3 separate regions of the Homo sapiens genome follow, and all the other regions are linked to region 3. The links are chromatin contacts, found by Hi-C or POLR2A ChIA-PET in ENCODE. All regions are on one chromosome and are shown on one strand. Each heading gives the region's core, a stretch centred on a gene start or an enhancer-like site at or near the end of the contact. The rest is flanking DNA. Distances are from core to core; before and after follow the strand shown.

Region 1 (2,700 bases), core at 139-2,638, 950 kb before region 3:
TAAAAGGCTTGCAACAGCGCAGGCACACAGCCTACTCTGAAGACACTCACCTGCACGTCGGTCCTCCCGGCGGTCTTCCGACAACACGTAGCGCTGAGGGCAGGCGCTTGGGGGCGGCGGCTGTGAAGAGGGGGCCGCAGGGGGCTCCTCCGCCCCAGCACCTGCCCCCGGCGCCGCCACACCTGGCCCCAGGATGGCAAAAATGGTCTCCTCTTCCGCGGAGAAAGCGTCCTCCGCGGCGGGCCCGGCGCCCTGCGTGGAGTGCGGCACGCGAGCGAGCTTCTCCTTGGTGCGGCGCTTGAAGTCGTTCCAGCGCTTCTGCACCTCCTGGCCCGTGCGCTTCCAGCTGGTGATACCGTTGATCTTGGCGGCGATGCCGTCCCACACGCGCCGCCGCTCTGCCACGCTCACCCGACGGCTCTGCGCGCCGTAGAGCTGCGGGTAGTGGGCGCGCACCTCGCGGATCAGGATCTGGTTCTCTTCGAATGAGAAGCGCGGCTTGCGCAACCGGGTGGTTTCCTCCGCTTCGCCCGCCGCCGCCGAGGCCATGGCGCCCCCCGACGCCGCCGTCCTGCCGTCTGGCGCATGGGGGGCGCCGGCGCTGCGGGCAAAGGGCGCACGGGGCTGGCTGGGGTTCGGGGTCCCCCCGCCGCCGCCTCTCCCAGACCGCCGGGCCGAGAGCTCCTTAGTCCCCGGGGGCAGGAGTGGGGGCGGGGGGCGGGCGGGGGCGACGGGCACCCGGGTAAGTCGGAAGCGCCTAAGAGTAGCTGACACCGGCTGAGCGCTTGGCTCGGACTTCGCGCGGCGCGAAGTGCCACGCTGAAGAGTTGATAGAAATTGGGGGAGGGTCTGGAGGGATGGAAGGAAAGGAGGAAAAGTGCGAGGAGAGGAGGTGTCTGCAGGAGTTAGAGAATGGGGGCACGGGAGGATAGGAAATGGAGGGAGGATGGGGGTGCCTCGGGGGGGTCTTAGATGCATGAAGATAAGGAGATGCGGAAGGGGGGATGCAGCAAGAAGGGGGGAATCTGGAGCAGAGGAGGCGCTCTAGGGGCTCTAGGGGGCAACGGGGCGTCTGTAAGACCGATATGAGAAGGGCCCTTAGAGGGATGTCCAGGAATAATGGTGAGGTGGGAGCTCCTGTATCACTGGAAGAGCTGGAACGATCAAATATTAGGGATCAGGGTCTGCGAGGATTGTGGGGGCTCTGGGGATTGCCAGAAATTAAGGGGAGCTCTGGAAATAACGGGGGTCCCGTATCACAAGGAGACAACGGAGGCTACGGGGGACGGCAGGGAGAGCGAAGGTCGCGGAGGGTGGGGACCGAGTCGGGCCACGGGTCACTCACCGGCTCCGCCGCAGCCGCCGGTGGGTCAGGGCTCGGGCTTCTGCGGCCTGTTCCCACCCCCCGCCTCCCTCCCTCCCCTCTTTCGGCCCCGCCTCCGGCCGCCCCGCATGCCAAGGCGCAGGCGCGCCCAGGGCCAGTCGGCCCCAATGCCCTTACCGCCAGGGTTTCATTCCCACCTACCCCAGCACAGCGCAGGCGCAGAACTGCGCTCCGCCGAGCCCCACCAGCAGGCCGCAACTGCGCAGCCGCAACGTTAGCGCCGCGCGGGTACCCCAGCTTCCTGGGGCCACAACGGCGCACGCGCAAAAACTCCATCGCGCGCATGCGCGTGCCTCGGGTTGTACCCGGTACCGGGTCTCGGCGCAGGCGTTGCGAGCTTGGATGGGAGAGATGCTGGGAGCGCGCCAGTACCCAACCTTTCGGACAGTCTTCCAGCCCACCCTGCCCTCTAACCAAAGGGGAGGGAGACAGCGCTGAAGGGAAGCGCTTTGTCTCCTTGACAACTGTGTGGGTGGGGTGGAGGCGTGAGGAAACCGCTTTGCCTCCTGGCTTGCCCGCCCCTGCGCTGGGCCGCTCCAGAGCTTCCCACCTCGCACCCCTAGAGGCTGGGCGTCCTGGGGATGTCCCGCCCCGGGCGGATGCAGTAACCATAGCGACCCACAAGCCTTCCAGTCACGCCTTGGGGGCCCCTCTGTGCGCACCTTTACCTCGAGGAGCGGGGAAAATAAGAGGGAAGAGCTTCCTGGCTGGTAGGAAGGGAGATCCTGACGCCGGCACGACTTTAAGCAAGTGCATGGAGACAGGAATGAAGCCAGAACGCAGGTGGGGTGAGCCGCATGGCAGGATGATGGAGCTCAGTCCGGCTGAGAAGTGTGTTCGTTAGCATCCTGCAGGAGTCCTCAAGGTCATTCGACAATTGGTGCTTCATTCATCGACTCAATAAATATACATGAGCACTTACACAGTTCCTGGTACAATGAACATAAAAGCTAAAATCCGTAGCCTGGGCCGGGCGCGGTGGAGCTCACGCCTGTAATCCCAGCACTTTGGGAAGCCAAGGCGGGCGGATTACCTGAGGTCAGGGGTTCGAGACAAGCCTGGCCAACACAGTGAAACCCCATCTCTACTGAAAATACAAAAACTAGCTGGGCATGGTGGTGCATGCCTGTAATCCCAGCTACTCGGGAGGCTGAGGCACGAGAATCGCTTAACCCCGGGAGGCAGAGGTTGCAGTGAGCTGAGATTGCACCACTGCACTCCACCTGGACGACAGAGTGAGACTCCGTCTCAAAAAAAAAAAAAAAAAAAATACATGCCTGTAGTCCCAGCTACTTGGGAGGCTGAGGCGGGAGGAT
Region 2 (2,700 bases), core at 187-2,686, 890 kb after region 3:
TGGGCTCAAGCGATCCTCCCACCTCAGCCTCCCGAGTACCTGGGACTACAGGCGCACACCATCACGCCTGGCTAATTTTTAAATTTTTGGCAGACACAGGATCTCACTATGTTGCCCAGGCTGGTCTTGAATTCCTGGGCTCAAGCGATCCTCCTGCATCGGCCTCCCAAAGTGCTGGGATTAGAGGCGTGAATCACCACGCCCTGCCATGGATCCCTTTGAATGGCTGCCAGGGCCCAAGAGCCTCTGAGCTTCCTTCCTTATTTGTAAATGACAAAGATGAGTTGATTCTAAGATGAAGCCTCAGAGGGCAAGGCAGTAACAATAGCTAACACTCAGATGCCAGACGCAGCCTTAAGCGCTTTACATATGTTTAATCTTCTGCATGACTTATGACGCAGATGTACTGTTATCATCTTTATTTTACAGATGAGGAAACTGAGGCACAGTGAAGTAGCCCGCTCAAGATGAATGATTCTGAGTCTGCACTTCTAGGGTCCTAAAAGTGTATGTTTCTAACATTCCTCTAATGTTCTGTGCTTCCAACTTTGATATTCCGAAAGTTACTTGATTTCTAAGATCCTAGGATTGGAACATTTGAGAGGACAAAACTTCTGAGATTGGAATGTGTGTTGTGCGGAATCTGCCACTGACGGTTCTGACTTTCTAAGAAAACGAGATTAAAAAATAATCAGGCCGAGCATGGTGGCTCACATCTGTAATCCTAGCATTTTCGGAGGCTGAGGAGGGAGAATCACTTGAGCCCAGGGGTTCAAGACCAGCCTGGACAACATAGTGAGACCTTTGTCTCTTAAAAAAAAACACACACACATCAGTTTGGACCGGGAGTGGTGGTGTGAGCCTGTAATCCCAGCGCTTTGGGAGGCCTAGGAAGGAGGATCACTTGAAACCAGATGTTTGAGACCAGCCTGGGCAACATGGGGAGGCTCCATTTCTACAAAAAATAAAAATAAAAAATTAGCCAGGTGCGGATGCACCCTTCTGTGGTCGCAGCTACTCGGGAGGCTGAGGTAGGAGAATCCCTGAGCTTAGGAGTTGGAGGCTGCAGTGAGCCATTACCCTTCCACTGCACTCCAGCCTGGGGGCAACAAAGTGAGACCTTATCTATTAAAGAAAAAAATCAGTTTGAGCAAAGACCCCAGGCGGCCGGGAAAGGTGTTCGCTTAAGGGCGAAAGCTAAGAACCTGCAACCTTCCCGTCTCTTTCCTACCACCCGCCGCCGTTAGGAATCTTCAGATCCCGCTGTAAAGAATGGAGGAAGGAGGAGCCATTTATCCTTTACCAAGATGGCAGCCTCCTGGCAACTCCAGTCACTTTATAAATATGGCTGCCACAGGAAGTACGTCACGGAAGAGGGTGGGAAATCTGCGCGCGCACGCTGCAAAGGGGCTTTTTGGGACGCCAGTGGCTGAGTTCTTCCTTTGACAAGATGGCGGCAGGAGGCAGTGGCGTTGGTGGGAAGCGCAGCTCGAAAAGCGATGCCGATTCTGGTTTCCTGGGGCTGCGGCCCACTTCGGTGGACCCAGCGCTGAGGCGGCGGCGGCGAGGCCCAAGAAATAAGAAGCGGGGCTGGCGGCGGCTTGCTCAGGAGCCGCTGGGGCTGGAGGTTGACCAGTTCCTGGAAGACGTGCGGCTACAGGAGCGCACGAGCGGGTACGTTGGGCGGGACTTCCGGGAGGTGGGACGGTTCCTGCGCCCAGGTGCAAGGCCAGGCGTGCTTGCGTGGACTCGTCGGGGGTCGGGGGTCGGGGGTCGGGGGTTGGGGGCTCCTGTCCCGGGGACCGCCGAGGAAATGGAGAGCATGGGCAGGGGACTCAGCATGGGAAGCTGGAGAGCTTGATAGAGTTACCAGATTTAGCAGATAAATATACAGGACGCTCAATTAAATTTGGATTTTAGGTAAACAATGAATAATTTTTAGCATAAATACGTTCCATGCATCCACCTTAGCTTGCTGTTTTCTAAATATGTGTGTGTGTGTATGTATATATGTGTGTGTATATATATGTGTATATGTGTGTATATATATATGTGTATATGTGTGTGTGTATATATATGTATATATATATGTTTTTCAGACGGAGTCTCGCTCTATCGCCCAGGCTGGAGTAGGCGCGATCTCAGCTCACCGCAACCTCCGCCTCCCAGGCTCAAGCGATTCTCCTGCCTCAGCTCCTTAGTAGCTGGGATTACAGGCGGGCGCCACCACGCTCGGCTATTTTTCTTTTCTTTTCTTTTTTCTTTTTTTTTTGAGACGGAGTCTTTCTCTGTAGTCCAGGCTGGAGTGCAATGGCACGATCTCGGCTCACTGCAACCTCTGCCTCCTGGGTTCAAGTGATTCTCCTGCTTCAGCCTCCCAAGTAGCTGGGATTACAGGCATGCACCACCACGTCCGGCTAATTTTTGTATTTTTAGTAGAGACAGGGTTTTGCCATGTTACAGGCCAGGCTGGTCTTGAACTCCTGACCTTAGGTGATCCACCCGCCCCGGCCCCCTAAGGTGCTAAGATTACAGGTGTGAGCCACCACACCCAGCCTAATTTTTGTATTTTTAGTAAAGGCAGGGTTTCACCATGTTGGCCAGGCTGCTCTTGAACTCCTGACCTCAGGTGAGCCACCCGCCTGGGCCTCCCAAAGTGCTGGGATTACAGGCGTGAGCCACTGCGCCTGGCAGTCCTTC
Region 3 (2,700 bases), core at 121-2,620:
CTACACCAGGCAGCCACAGCCTGGGAGCAGAGCCGGAGACATATTCACACAGTTAGGAGAACTAGAAGCAAACCCACAGAGTTGACAAAAAGCTCTGCCTCTTACTCCCAAATTCCCTTGTATACCTCTCCCTGTTTTCTTCCCATTTGGAATCTCAAGTCCCCTCCGTCCTGAATCTCTGCATCCTCACGCCTCTGCTGTCCCCTCTAGATGCCCCCCAACCTTCCCTGTCTCCAATCCCCCTCCTCTGGAGTTGTTCCCTTTTGACCTCCACTTTCTCAGTCTCAGTTCCCCTCCTTGGGGCCTCAATGGGCTTTTTACTGGTGACATCCCTTGTCCCACTCCCAAGCTTCCTCCCTTCTTCAAAAGGTCACATTTTGCCTCCAAGGACCCTGTTCCTGGAGGAGACTCCGCCCCCGCTCTGACACTCTTTCTCATTCGTTTTCTTTCCCAACTTCCAGCCCAAAGAACCCTTTCCTAGATCCAAAGCCCCAACCTGGGGGATAGGGGCACTCCTAAATCCAATGTTGAGTCTTTGCCCCAACAAAGATTCCTCCCCAGGTCTCACACTTTCAAGCCTACTCCCCACCCCACAAGATCTCTCCTCTTGGAAAGACCTATTCAGTTGCTCCCCATTCTTTCCGAGTGTCCATCTTACCTCCAGGTCCTCTCTCCTTTTACAGCGCTTTCCCAGACCCTTAAGTTTCATTCCCTACAGTTGCCTCCTTTTGGTTTCCTGTGCCAGGTCTCTTCTTGAGATCATCCCTCTCTCACAGGCAGTCTCCTGCCCCTGTCTCAACATCCCCTCTCCACCTGCAATCAGATCCTTGTCTCTAGAGACTCCTCCCATCAAGAAAACCTCCCTCCCCTTTTCCAAGGTCTCGCGTTCTCGTCCCAGCGCTCCCGCCACACTTCCAGAGCGCCTTCCTCTTTCGGACGCCCTCTCCCCACCTCCAATGCCTTCTCGCTACCCACAAGACTGTGTCTCACGAGTTTCCTCTCGTTTCAAAGCTTCCAACCATCTACAACGTTTCCCACCTGCACAGCCCTTTCCCCTTGGAACACCACCCCCAATGCCCGTCGCCGCGAGACCCCTGGTAACCCCCGCGCGCAGAATCACCGCCCTGTGCCCTCCTTCCCGGCCCTGGATCGGTCCCAATCCCCAGAGCCCGCGCCTGACCCAGACCATCCGCGGCAGAGAAGGGACTTGTCAGCGCCCGATCCAGCCTCGGCTATTTACGCGTGGGCCCCCCCTCCGCCAGTCCCCGGCGTAGCGCTCCCCCGTTACCATGGCGACCCCCGTCCAGACCCCAGCGGCCCCGGTCCCGCGGCGACTGGGCAGCTCCGGCTCAGGGTGCAGTTGTAGGGCCCAGAGCTAGAGCGGACTTCCGGTAGAAAAACCCGCCTGCCTTCTCGCGCACAGACCCCTGGGAGTTGTAGTTTCACCAAAGGGGCCAGCCTGGGTGAAGATGGGTGAAGAGTCAGAGCCAGTCCTTTTCCTACCAAACGAGTCAGATCCCAAGTGCATGCTGGGATTTGTGGACAAACATCTTTACAGAGGACTACAATTCCCGAGATGCTGAAGAACCAGCGGTGAAGGCGTTGCATTCAGGGAAATGTAGTTCTCTTAGGTCCCCTCCCCCCACCCAGGGGAGAAGGGCATGCTGGGAATAGTAGTTTTAAATTTTAAAAAACTGTCCTGGGGAGATAGAAAATGTCTTTCCATTCCTCATCCAGTGATTTCTTTAATTTTTTTAAAAATAGAGACAGGGGTCTAGATATATTGCCTAGGTTGATCTCGAACTCAGCTTCAAGCGACCCTCAGCCTTCCAAATCACCAGGATTACAGGCATGAGCCACCACAACACCAAGCCAGTGTTTTGCTTAAAATACGTTGCGTGTGTCTCTCGGGAGACAACAGTTTAAAAGCATAAATTTGAACCGGCCCGGCGCGGTGGCTTACTCCTGTAATCCCAGCACTTTGGGAGTCCGAGGCAGGCAGATCACTTGGTTAGGAGTTCGAGACCAGCCTAGCCAGCATGGCGAAACCCCATCTCTACTAAAAATACAAAAAATTAGCCAGGCATGGTGGTGCGCACCTGTAGTCCCAGCTACTCGGGAGGCTGAGGCAGGAGAATCACTTGAAGCCCGGAGGCAGAGGTTGCAGTGAGCCCAGATCTCGCCACTGCACTCCAGCCTGGGCAATAGAGAGAGACTCCAAAAAAAAAAAAAAATCTCTAGTTTGGCGGGGGCATGATGGCCCATGCTTGTAATCCCAGCACTTTGAGAAGCTGAGGTGGGTGGATCACCTAAGGTCAGGACTTCGAGACCAGCATGGCCAACACGGTGAAACCATTTCTACTAAAAATATAAAAATTAGCTGGGTGTGATGGCAGGTGCCTGTAATCCCAGCAACTCGGGAAGCTGAGGCAGGAGAATTGCTTGAACCTGGGAGGCAGAGGTTGCAGTGAGCCGAGATCACACCATTGCACCCTAGCTGGAATGACAAGAGCGAAACTCTGTCAAAAAAAAAAAAAACCCTCCAGGTCAGCAGTTAGTTTAGTGTTTTTTTGGTGTGTCTTTGTTTTTGCTTTTTTCTGAAAGAGGGTCTCCCTTGGTCACCCAGGCTGTAGCGCAGTGGCATGATCTCAGCTCACTGAAGCCTCAACCTGCTGGGCTCAAGTGATCCTCCCACTTCAG

The links. Hi-C counts contacts between places; a loop is a spot of excess contacts on that map. ChIA-PET counts read pairs that join two places held with the same protein, here RNA polymerase II (POLR2A). Pooled maps may share reads with other maps.
Region 1: a loop to region 3 is called in a pooled map, with 7 times the contacts of the local background. The contact joins the promoter of MYPOP here to the promoter of AP2S1 in region 3. A Hi-C loop is called at or near these places in 7 of 50 pooled maps. POLR2A ChIA-PET finds 5 or more read pairs at or near these places in 2 of 52 experiments (GM12878 and OCI-LY7).
Region 2: a map of naive thymus-derived CD4-positive, alpha-beta T cell shows a loop between it and region 3 (22-fold over the local background). The contact joins the promoter of NOP53 here to the promoter of AP2S1 in region 3. A Hi-C loop is called at or near these places in 1 of 168 maps with a recorded cell type or tissue (naive thymus-derived CD4-positive, alpha-beta T cell) and 7 of 50 pooled maps. POLR2A ChIA-PET finds 5 or more read pairs at or near these places in 1 of 52 experiments (Caco-2).

Annotation. Positions count from the first base shown.
Region 1 is chr19:45,901,225-45,903,924 of GRCh38, forward strand. It overlaps MYPOP (Myb related transcription factor, partner of profilin), which reads right to left and starts at 1,389. Exons shown (of 3, transcript NM_001012643.4): 1 at 1,346-1,389; 2 at 51-601. The coding sequence starts at 549. RefSeq lists enhancers at 1,152-1,201, 1,632-1,741 and silencers at 1,392-1,441, 2,002-2,081.
Region 2 is chr19:47,744,110-47,746,809 of GRCh38, forward strand. NOP53 (NOP53 ribosome biogenesis factor) reads left to right here and starts at 1,437. Exons shown (of 13, transcript NM_015710.5): 1 at 1,437-1,674. The coding sequence starts at 1,451. RefSeq lists enhancers at 1,320-1,709, 2,130-2,630.
Region 3 is chr19:46,849,476-46,852,175 of GRCh38, forward strand. It overlaps AP2S1 (adaptor related protein complex 2 subunit sigma 1), which reads right to left and starts at 1,371. Exons shown (of 5, transcript NM_004069.6): 1 at 1,289-1,371. The coding sequence starts at 1,291. RefSeq lists an enhancer at 1,386-1,695.